Linked DNA regions of Mus musculus: region 2 is linked to region 1. The links are chromatin loops, found by intact Hi-C in ENCODE. Cell type or tissue: heart. All regions are shown on one strand. Each heading gives the region's core, and the rest is flanking DNA. Links, peaks and the distances in the headings are about the cores only. Region 1 overlaps Nap1l4 (nucleosome assembly protein 1-like 4). Region 2 holds the start of Nadsyn1 (NAD synthetase 1).

Evidence for each region. A loop is a pair of places that touch in the nucleus more often than their neighbours do. Peaks named below come from ENCODE experiments on the same cell type or tissue, not always from the same donor. Only the 100,000 strongest peaks of a DNase experiment are listed, where the experiment ranks them.
Region 2: a loop joins it to region 1, with 5 times the contacts of the local background. A loop is called at or near these places in 1 of 42 quality-filtered maps.

What each region holds. Positions count from the first base shown.
Region 1 is chr7:143,542,400-143,546,786 of GRCm38, reverse strand. All of the region lies in intron 1 of Nap1l4 (nucleosome assembly protein 1-like 4), which reads left to right. Among named protein-coding and RNA genes, the nearest start is that of Nap1l4, 4.5 kb to the left of the region's middle. In heart, for the core only: a CTCF peak has its summit at 2,228 (motif pointing left); no DNase peak of the experiment used is centred there.
Region 2 is chr7:143,820,761-143,825,147 of GRCm38, reverse strand. Nadsyn1 (NAD synthetase 1) reads left to right here and starts at 2,296. Exons shown (of 21, transcript NM_030221.2): 1 at 2,296-2,489; 2 at 3,916-3,976. The coding sequence starts at 2,405. It overlaps Dhcr7 (7-dehydrocholesterol reductase), which reads right to left and starts at 1,981. Exons shown (of 9, transcript NM_007856.2): 1 at 1,608-1,981. In heart, for the core only: no CTCF peak of the experiment used is centred there; a DNase peak (open chromatin) is centred at 2,177; H3K4me3 peaks cover 1,804 bases; H3K27ac peaks cover 1,651 bases.

The DNA of each region.
Region 1 (4,387 bases), core at 298-4,297:
TTTTGTTTACTTAAAAGGAAATGTAAGTGGGTGTGTTGGCTTGTATCTGTATTCCAGCTCTTAAAAGGTAGAAGCAGGAAGCTCAAGGCCAGCCAGCGCTACTGCAAGAAAGATGAAGTGCATTTAGGCATTTAGAATTGAAGCTGATGTCATCTTCATCTTGCTGCACCTATTGCCAAAGTAGAGGAAGGTACTAGGGAAATAGCAGGGACTTCCTTCTACCCTCAGCCTTTGCTAGGGACTACCTGATAGTGGTAGTATGGAGGCTTCGTAGACTACACTTGGGACCTGTTATTAATCATAGATCAGTAAGCCTGTTTTGGTGGGTAAAAATGGGTAAATAGCAGAGTCTTGGAATGGATTTTTAGGCATTTTGAAGACAGTTGATGGTAGCATAGATTTGTTTTCATCTAGCAGTCAGGTCTCCTGTCTCCTGAGAGGAAGCTCATCTGCTTTACTTTGCTCTGCTATTGAATTTGACAGTAACAGGAGGCATGTGGTATTTTTATAGTGTGAAAACTACAGAAGCTGGCTTTGTGAACTTTACCTTTTGATTCTAGCTGCTTGCTGTACAGCCTTAAATTCCTTTTTTCTGTGTTCTGTCAGCTGTTGTAACAATGTGCTTCCATCCTGTGTCCAGGAGACTCAGTCTAGTGAGGTAAGATTAGCTCTGAGCTTTATGTACAAAAAGATAATTATTATATTTATGATTTAAGTCACATTCAGTTGCTTCAGAGTAACGTGTATTATTCATGCAAGATCTCCAGCCTAGGGTCTCCAGTGTAAAGCAAATAGTGAATGGCCTTGCCCTTCCTGCAGCGGGAGCAGGTGAGAGTCAGATGTGGGAGGATACTTTTGAGACACTGGAGTCTTGGAAGGTAGTTTGTAATTTCAAATATGGGGGAAGAAAATGCCTCTTAGCAACAAGAAGAGATAGCCAGTGCTGAATTAAGAAAATTGTCCTAATATCTGCTTGTTCATATTTTCATAACTTTTCCAAATGCTGCCGAGGTACTTCGTCTGCCAGAGGAGCATTTTGCTTGAGGGAAGAAAAAAAAAATCATTTTGTCCTTTCTTCCTGAAGCCTGGTGGTTTGGCTTCTAGAAATCTCTGGTGAGATGACCTGCTGTTTTCTGCTGGAGGTGTTTCAGTACATGTTGTAAGCAGATGTGACTAAGGAAATGTCCTCATCTTGTGTCTTCCAAAATTGCTTAGGATAGGCCAAGATGTTCAAAGGGAGTTCAGTACCGTGGTTCTTACATGCAGGGATTAACTGAGACAAGATATCTGGCTACCTGTTTCATGCCAAGTCCTTTGCTAAGCCCTGAACTCTGCATTGAGTCAGTGGACATGCTCTGCCCTCCTGGAAGTTTTTCTTCTTTGGTCCTTGGCCTCACTAATGAGAAGTTTCAAAAGCAAGCAGAAAAGCACCACCTAGCACCTTCAGTGACCAATCTAATGTATATCTGATTGCTTAAAAATATTACAGGCTAACAAGATGGCTCAGCTGGCAAAGATGTCTGCTGCTGGCTTCACATGGTTAAAAGGAGAGAACAGACTCCTGAAAATTGTCTTCTGACCTCCATGTGTATAGCATAAACAACCTCCCCGGGGAGTGGGGGTGGGGAGGCCTTTCCTGATTCCTTCTTAAAACATGTCATTCCTTTGTCCCTTTGACATGATCCTAAGTTGTAAGTCAGTACTCCTGTAGGACCTGGTTACACGTCCCCAGCTTCGCTGGGTCAGCCTGCCATCTTTCAGACTGAACCAAGTTACTGTGTTTTAGATCCTTTATATCCGTGCACATACTTGCATATGTGCTGGGAGTAGAAGTCAGAGGATAATTATGGGTGTCTGTTCTTTCCTTCCATATGGGACTCAGTAATCAAACTCACATTATCGGGCTTAGTGGCAAGCACCTTTATTCACTGACCCATCTCTCCAGGCCAGTTTAGGTTATAGTAATCATGTGCTTATCTTGTGTTAAGGCTTTGAAGACCTTTGGCTTTTATGAAGACAGATAATATATAAAAGTGTGGGTTTTGTGAAGTGTGATGCCACTCCACAGTTTATGCCTTTCTTTGTCTTTCGGGAGTGGCAGTTTAGGTGTTCATGGTTAAGAGCACTGGCTGCTCTTGCAGAGGACATGGGTTTGGTTCTCATTACCTTATGTGGTGGCTCAAAACCACCCATAACTCCAGTTGCAGGAGGATCTAGTGCCCTCCTCTGGCCTCTTTGGGTATTGCACATATATGCTACACATGCAGTCAGGCATTCATATGCATAAAAAGTTTGTTTGTTTGATTTGGTTTTTTTAATCTTTAAGAAGTGGCCAGTTTAAAATTTGCTATAAAAATTTAATGTTTTCCTTCCGAAAGTTTTTTTGTTGTTTGGAGCAAAAAGAGGAAATGAACCTAAAGTTCTGTATTCTAGTAGTATCACTGATGACTGTCATGATCTAACTTGATCGTTAGGGTTTTTGTATGTTTTGTGTTTTAAGACAGGTTCTTTTGTAGCCCAGGCTAGCCTCTAGCTTCAGCATAACCATACCTTCCAAGTCCTGTAATTACAGGCGTGCATCATTATGTCTGACTCTTGATGCCTTTTAAAAGTAGTTTGCCTAATAAGGCTTTGTGCTATAGAGTCATAAAACCGGTATTAAACCTGTCATTTTAACCTTAAAAACAAGATGGATGTTTCTCTCGACACCTGCATAACTCTTTTATGACTTTCAGTGTTTGGTAAACACAGTAATGGATGGTGCTGGAGCGTGTGCTGGCACTTTGCCTTGGTTTCAGTGTGCAGAGGATAGACTCACGGGGCAGGATAGTCTATATGAATGTATCAGAGATGGGCTGACTTGCTGTACCACTGTAGTGCTTCAAGTGGGCGTGGCTTCTCAGTCTTTGGTGGTGAGACTGATGTACTGAGGATTGCTGTACAAATGGGAAAGGGTGATGGGCTGGGAATGCAGTCCAGAGAAGCTGCTGTTAGCCATAGGTAGGTAATGGGGTACTGTAACTGTGGAGCCAAAGTGTAAGGAATGCTTGTGTGTAACCAGCTCAGTGTTTATTGCTCATTCTTGTAACCCAGAAATGTTACATGAAAATCTTGCCATCTAAGTTAAGAATAGCAAGGGGTGGCAAACCACATTTGACTAAGGCGTTCAATGGAGACCTCAAACAAAAGTATACGGTAGAAAAGCCTTGTTGGACATCTGGGCAAGTGTTTTCTGGAATTGAGAATGGTTCACTTTGTAGGGTAGATGTAGGAATGTACATCAGTGGCCAGTGAGTTTGGACTGCAAAGATCTAGGGTGTGAGGAAGGTTCGTTGAAGGTGAAGCTGAGTGTGGGAAGCTGCTGTGTTGCTCTGGGTTTGGTCATGTGCAGTACTGTTGTTGTCTTACTCTTTGTGCTTTCATACATTACTTAAATTTTAAAAAACTAGTCATATGTACTGGCTGGTTTTGTGTGTCATTTTGACACAAGAGTTATCAGAGAGGAAGGAGCCCCAGCTGAGGCAATGCCTCCATGAGATCCAGCTGTAAGGCATTTTCTCAATTAGTGATCAGTCGGGGAGGGCCCACCCCAATGTAGGTGGGATCACAAGTGAGCTGGTGGTCCTGAGTTCTATAAGAAAGCAGGCTGAGCAAACCAAGGGAAACAAGCCAGTAAGCAGCATCCATGATGGCCTCTGCATCAGTTTCTGCCTCCAGGTTCCTGCCCTGCTTGAGTTCCCTGTTCTGACTTCCTTTGGTGGTAACAGCAATGTGGACATGTAAGCAGAATAAACCCTTTCCTCCCCTTGCTTTTTGGTCATGGTGTTTCATTGTAGTGATAGAAACCCTACCTAAGACATGTGACATGTTTTTGTGCATTTTGAGTTTGTTTTGAGACAGGATTTCCTGTGTATCCCTGGCTGGCCTGAACCTCAATATGTAGACACTTGCCTGTGCCTACCAAATCCTGGGATTAAAGGCATGAACCACCTGCACATATTTTATTTTGAAACAATGAAAACCTAATAGAAAATTCAGCTAGTTAACTGTGAGACAGTTGCCCATCACTCTTGCTGGAACTGTTTTTCCTGTCTCCTGTTTTCCTAGCAGGAGTATAGCTTTCAGAAGGTCTCATTATGTACACTTGGCAAGAGTGAGGGGCTTTGTATGGTTGTCTTTTTCTCATTCATCATACTCTCTTGAAGTAAGTCGGCTGCTAGAGATCAAGTATTCTTACAGAGTGGTCGTGTTGAGTGTCTCGTAGTGTTTTTACAGTGTAGGTGGCATAAAAGATAGATTAGCATTATTCTGTCTATGTGAGAGACAGTTCAAACAATGTGCTTTTGAATTGTTTGAGGAAGTTGCTGTGTGGATCTGTCGGGTTTAC
Region 2 (4,387 bases), core at 213-4,212, 280 kb before region 1:
GGCTGAGGAGGAACTAGACCTAAAGAAGTTGTATCTAGATATGGAAGTCTCTACATGGACCATCCTTTCATCTCAGCTCCAAACTTTGTCTCTGTAACTCCTTCCAAGGGTGTTTTGTTCCCACTTCTAAGGAGGGGCATAGTGTCCACACTTCAGTCTTCATTTTTCTTGAGTTTCATGTGTTTAGGAAATTGTATCTTATATCTTGGGTATCCTAGGTTTTGGGCTAATATCCACTTATCAGTGAGTACATATTGTGTGAGTTCCTTTGTGAATGTGTTACCTCACTCAGGATGATGCCCTCCAGGTCCATCCATTTGGCTAGAAATTTCATAAATTCATTCTTTTTAATAGCTGAGTAGTACTCCATTGTGTAGATGTACCACATTTTCTGTATCCATTCCTCTGTTGAGGGGCATCTGGGTTCTTTCCAGCTTCTGGCTATTATAAATAAGGCTGCTATGAACATAGTGGCTGACACCATTGCATACATGTATTAGTCAGGGTTCTCTAGAGTCACAGAACTTATGGATAATCTCTAAATAGTAAAGGAATTTATTGATGACTTACAGTCGGCAGCCGAATTCCCAACAATTGTTCAGTCGCAGCTGTGAATGGAAGTCCAAGGATCTAGCAGTTACTCAGTCTCACGCAGCAAGCAGGCAAAGGAGCAAGAGCAAGAGCTAGACTCCCTTCTTCCAATGTCCTTATATTGTCTCCAGCAAAAGGTGTAGCCCAGATTAAAGGTGTGTTCCACCACACCTTTAATCCCAAATGAAAGGCATAGCCCAGATTAAAGGTGTGTTCCTTAACTCGGAGATTAAATCTTCTGGAATCCATAGCCACTATGGCTCAAGATCTTCAAACCAAGATCCAGATAAGGATCTCCAAGCCTCCAGATAAGGGTCACTGGTGAGCCTTCCAATTCCGAATTGTAGTTCATTCCAAATATTGTCAAGTTGACAACCAGGAATAGCCACTACAATACACTAGCAAGATTTTATCGAAAGGACCCAGATGTAGCTGTCTCTTGTGAGACTATGCCGGGGCCTAGCAAACACAGAAGTGGATGCTCACAGTCAGCTAATGGATGGATCACAGGGCTCCCAATGGAGGAGCTAGAGAAAGTAGCCAAGGAGCTAAAGGGATCTGCAACCCTATAGGCGGAACAACATTATGAACTAACCAGTACCCCGGAGCTCTTGACTCTAGCTGCATATGTATCAAAAGATGGCCTAGTCGGCCATCACTGGAAAGAGAGGCCCATTGGACACGCAAGCTTTATATGCCCCAGTACAGGGGAACGCCAGGGCCAAAAAGGGGGAGTGGGTGGGTAGGGGATTGGGGGTGGGTGGGTATGGGGGACTTTTGGTATAGCATTGGAAATGTAAATGAGCTAAATACCTAATAAAAAATGGAAAAAAAAAGTTGTATCTACTTTGATTGGTGTTACCCAAACGCAAAAGGGACAGGAATGAGAAAGGGCTCAGGTTGATGCACAGGGAATCCAGACTGCTGTGAGCCAAAGAAGCAGGACACACCCATTCCCTCTGTGAGCTCTCTGTGAGCTCCTACTGACAAAATTGACACAAATTAACTGAACACACCTGCGAAGTGGAAACTTTGAGAGATCCCTTCCATCAGACTGGCCTGTGCTTGTCTGTGGAGCATTTTCATAACCGATGATTGATGTGACGGCCTTGGCCCACTGTGGGTGGCGCTACCCCTGGCTGGTGGTCCTCAGTGGTGCAAAAAAAAAAAAAAAACAGGCTGAGTAAGCCTTCAAGCAAGCCAGTGGGCAGAAGTCCTCTTTGGTCTCTGCTTCAGTTCCTGCCTCAACTTCCCTTCATTACAGACTATGAGCTATAAGGTGAAGTGAGCCCTTTTCCTCCCCAGCTGCTTTTTGCCACGTGTTCATCACAGCGACAGAAAGCAAACCTGACATTACTTTTGGTGGCAGAAAACAAGCCTTTCATGACCTATCAAAAGTCGCTCAGATGGCAAAGGAAATGATCCAGGACGCTCTGACCTTGGGCAACAGCGGGACGCTGAGACAACCTTACTGCGCAGGCGCTCCTTAGGGCCCTACTTTAAAGGGTGCGCTTTGTGCAGGATCTCCGCGGGGGCGGGGTCTCACGGAAGGGCGCGCACTGCGAAAGTGAGAAGGGGTGTGGCTGTGGAGGGCGAAAGGACGGGGCTTCCGGGTAAGACACGGTCTGCGCCGGCGCAGTTCTGGAGGCGGTGCAGAAGCTGGGCTATGACGGCAGAGGGGCGGGGCTATGGCGAGCCGTGGGGAGGGGCCTCTAGGAAACCAAGCTACGCAGGCGTAGACCGGACAGTCCGGCTAGTATCTTCCCTGTGGTCTCCGTTATTACACCGTCCCAGCCTGGAACCTGTAACCAGCATGGGCCGGAAAGTGACCGTGGCCACCTGTGCACTCAATCAGTGGGCCCTGGACTTTGAGGGCAATTTCCAGAGGATTTTAAAGAGTGAGTTTTGGGGTGGCGGGAGACAGGAAGAAGTCAAAGTCCACAATGGGTAGGACATGGCAGTCCAGGCCAGCTTTGCCCAGGAGAGACTCACAGCGCTGGGCGTGGGAACAGATAGAAGGGTAATGCTTGGTGAGCTTTCAGGGCGACTTCCTAATTTGGGGGACATGTGAGGAAGCAAGGCAAGAGTGGAAATAGGAGTGCCCTGCCAGCCAGGCAGACACTGCCCTCATCCATCCTCTAGGATCTGGTGGGTCTCTCTAAGGTTACCTGGGGCAGGGCTGCGCATTCTTGGAACTGTTTCATTGAGATCTAGGCGTTTGCAAAGACTAGAGATCCGTGTTCTAGGGCTCCTGAGGACATTCCTCATGGATTGGCATTGGGAGAAGGCATACTGAAGCCAGAAGAGGTCTCAGGTCAGAGAAGGGTGTTGGCGTTCCATATACCTGTATTGTTGACATTCAGGTCAGCTCATCATTGCCCCCAGAAGATAGAACTGGGGATACTCTGTGCCCAGCTGCAGACTGCTCACCTCAGGTTATCCGTGCTGGAAGCCTCTGCAGGAAGGCTAAATAGGAAAAACAAGAAACAAGCAAAACAACAAGAAAAACCCAAATGTATTATTTATTTCATGTACATATGCACGCCATAATGTGCATGTGGAGGTCAGAGGACAACCTGCAGGAGTCAGCTGTCCTCTTCCACCTTGTGGGTCTGAGTGAGCAGTTCTCAACCTGTGAGCCACAACCCCTGTGAGGGCCAAATGACTCTTGGGCAAGGGTCAAATATCAGATATCGAGCCTCTCAGATATTTACATTATGGTTTATAACAGCAAAATTAGTTGGGGGAGGGGGCAGACGGTCACCACAACATGAGGAGCTGTATTGAAGGGCCATGGTATTAGGATGGTTGAGAACCACTGGTCTAAGTGAACTCAGACTTGTCAGGCTTACCAACGAGTGACTTTACCTACGGAGACATCTGGCTAGCCCAGGCGTTTTTATTTTTTAAAGTAATTTTTGACCTGATTTTGTGGTCAGAGTCTATGTCTTTGCGGTGAAGATGGGCTGCCTTGCCTGCATGTTGGCAGCAGCTCTCAACCTGGGTGCTGGATGCTGACACCAACCTAGGGATGGAAGCCTTCACATCCTGTCTACAGCTTTTCCTTATAGCCAATTTGGGTGTCTGCTTAATGATTATCCATTAAGGTGTGGCTTACCCTCCTAGTACTAAGGTCACCCTACCCTCCCTGTTTCTGAATACCTACACGTGGGTATAGGTGCCTGTTGTCCTCTGCTATTAACAGAAAGGGCTGTAGTTGGTTGGAGCCTGGCTTTGGCTGTATCTACCACAGCAGCCTGCTTTTTCTACCTTTTAATGTATCCTAGCTGCTGAATCCTTCTCCCTCCCTCTCTCTCCATATAGGTATTCAAATTGCCAAAGGCAAAGGTGCAAGATACAGGCTTGGACCAGAACTAGAAATATGGTATGGCTAAGCACACCGGCAGCCCCAACCCCCACCCTTTGGAGGGCAGGTAGTGGAACAAAAGATGGGAAGAAATGGGGCAGAACTGAGAGCAAGAAGATGCATTTAGGATGGCAGCAGCTTGAGAGTGGGCCTTGTTCCGGGCGGGTTGGGGAAGCTGGATAACTTCAGGCTTCCTCATGGTTCAATAGGGGAGTGAGGTTGAACATAAAGCCAACCTGCCTCACCTTCCCTGATGCTGAGGTTTCAATGTCCCGCCAACATTCTTCCATCCCAGGGTGATGGTGTTTAGAGGCAGACTTGGGGGGGGGGCGGTATTAAATCACTGTGAGTGGTATCTTATTATATAAAGGTCCCAGGAAGCCTGCTTGTCTCCCTGACATTAGGCCACCTTCCAGGTGCCTTCTTTGC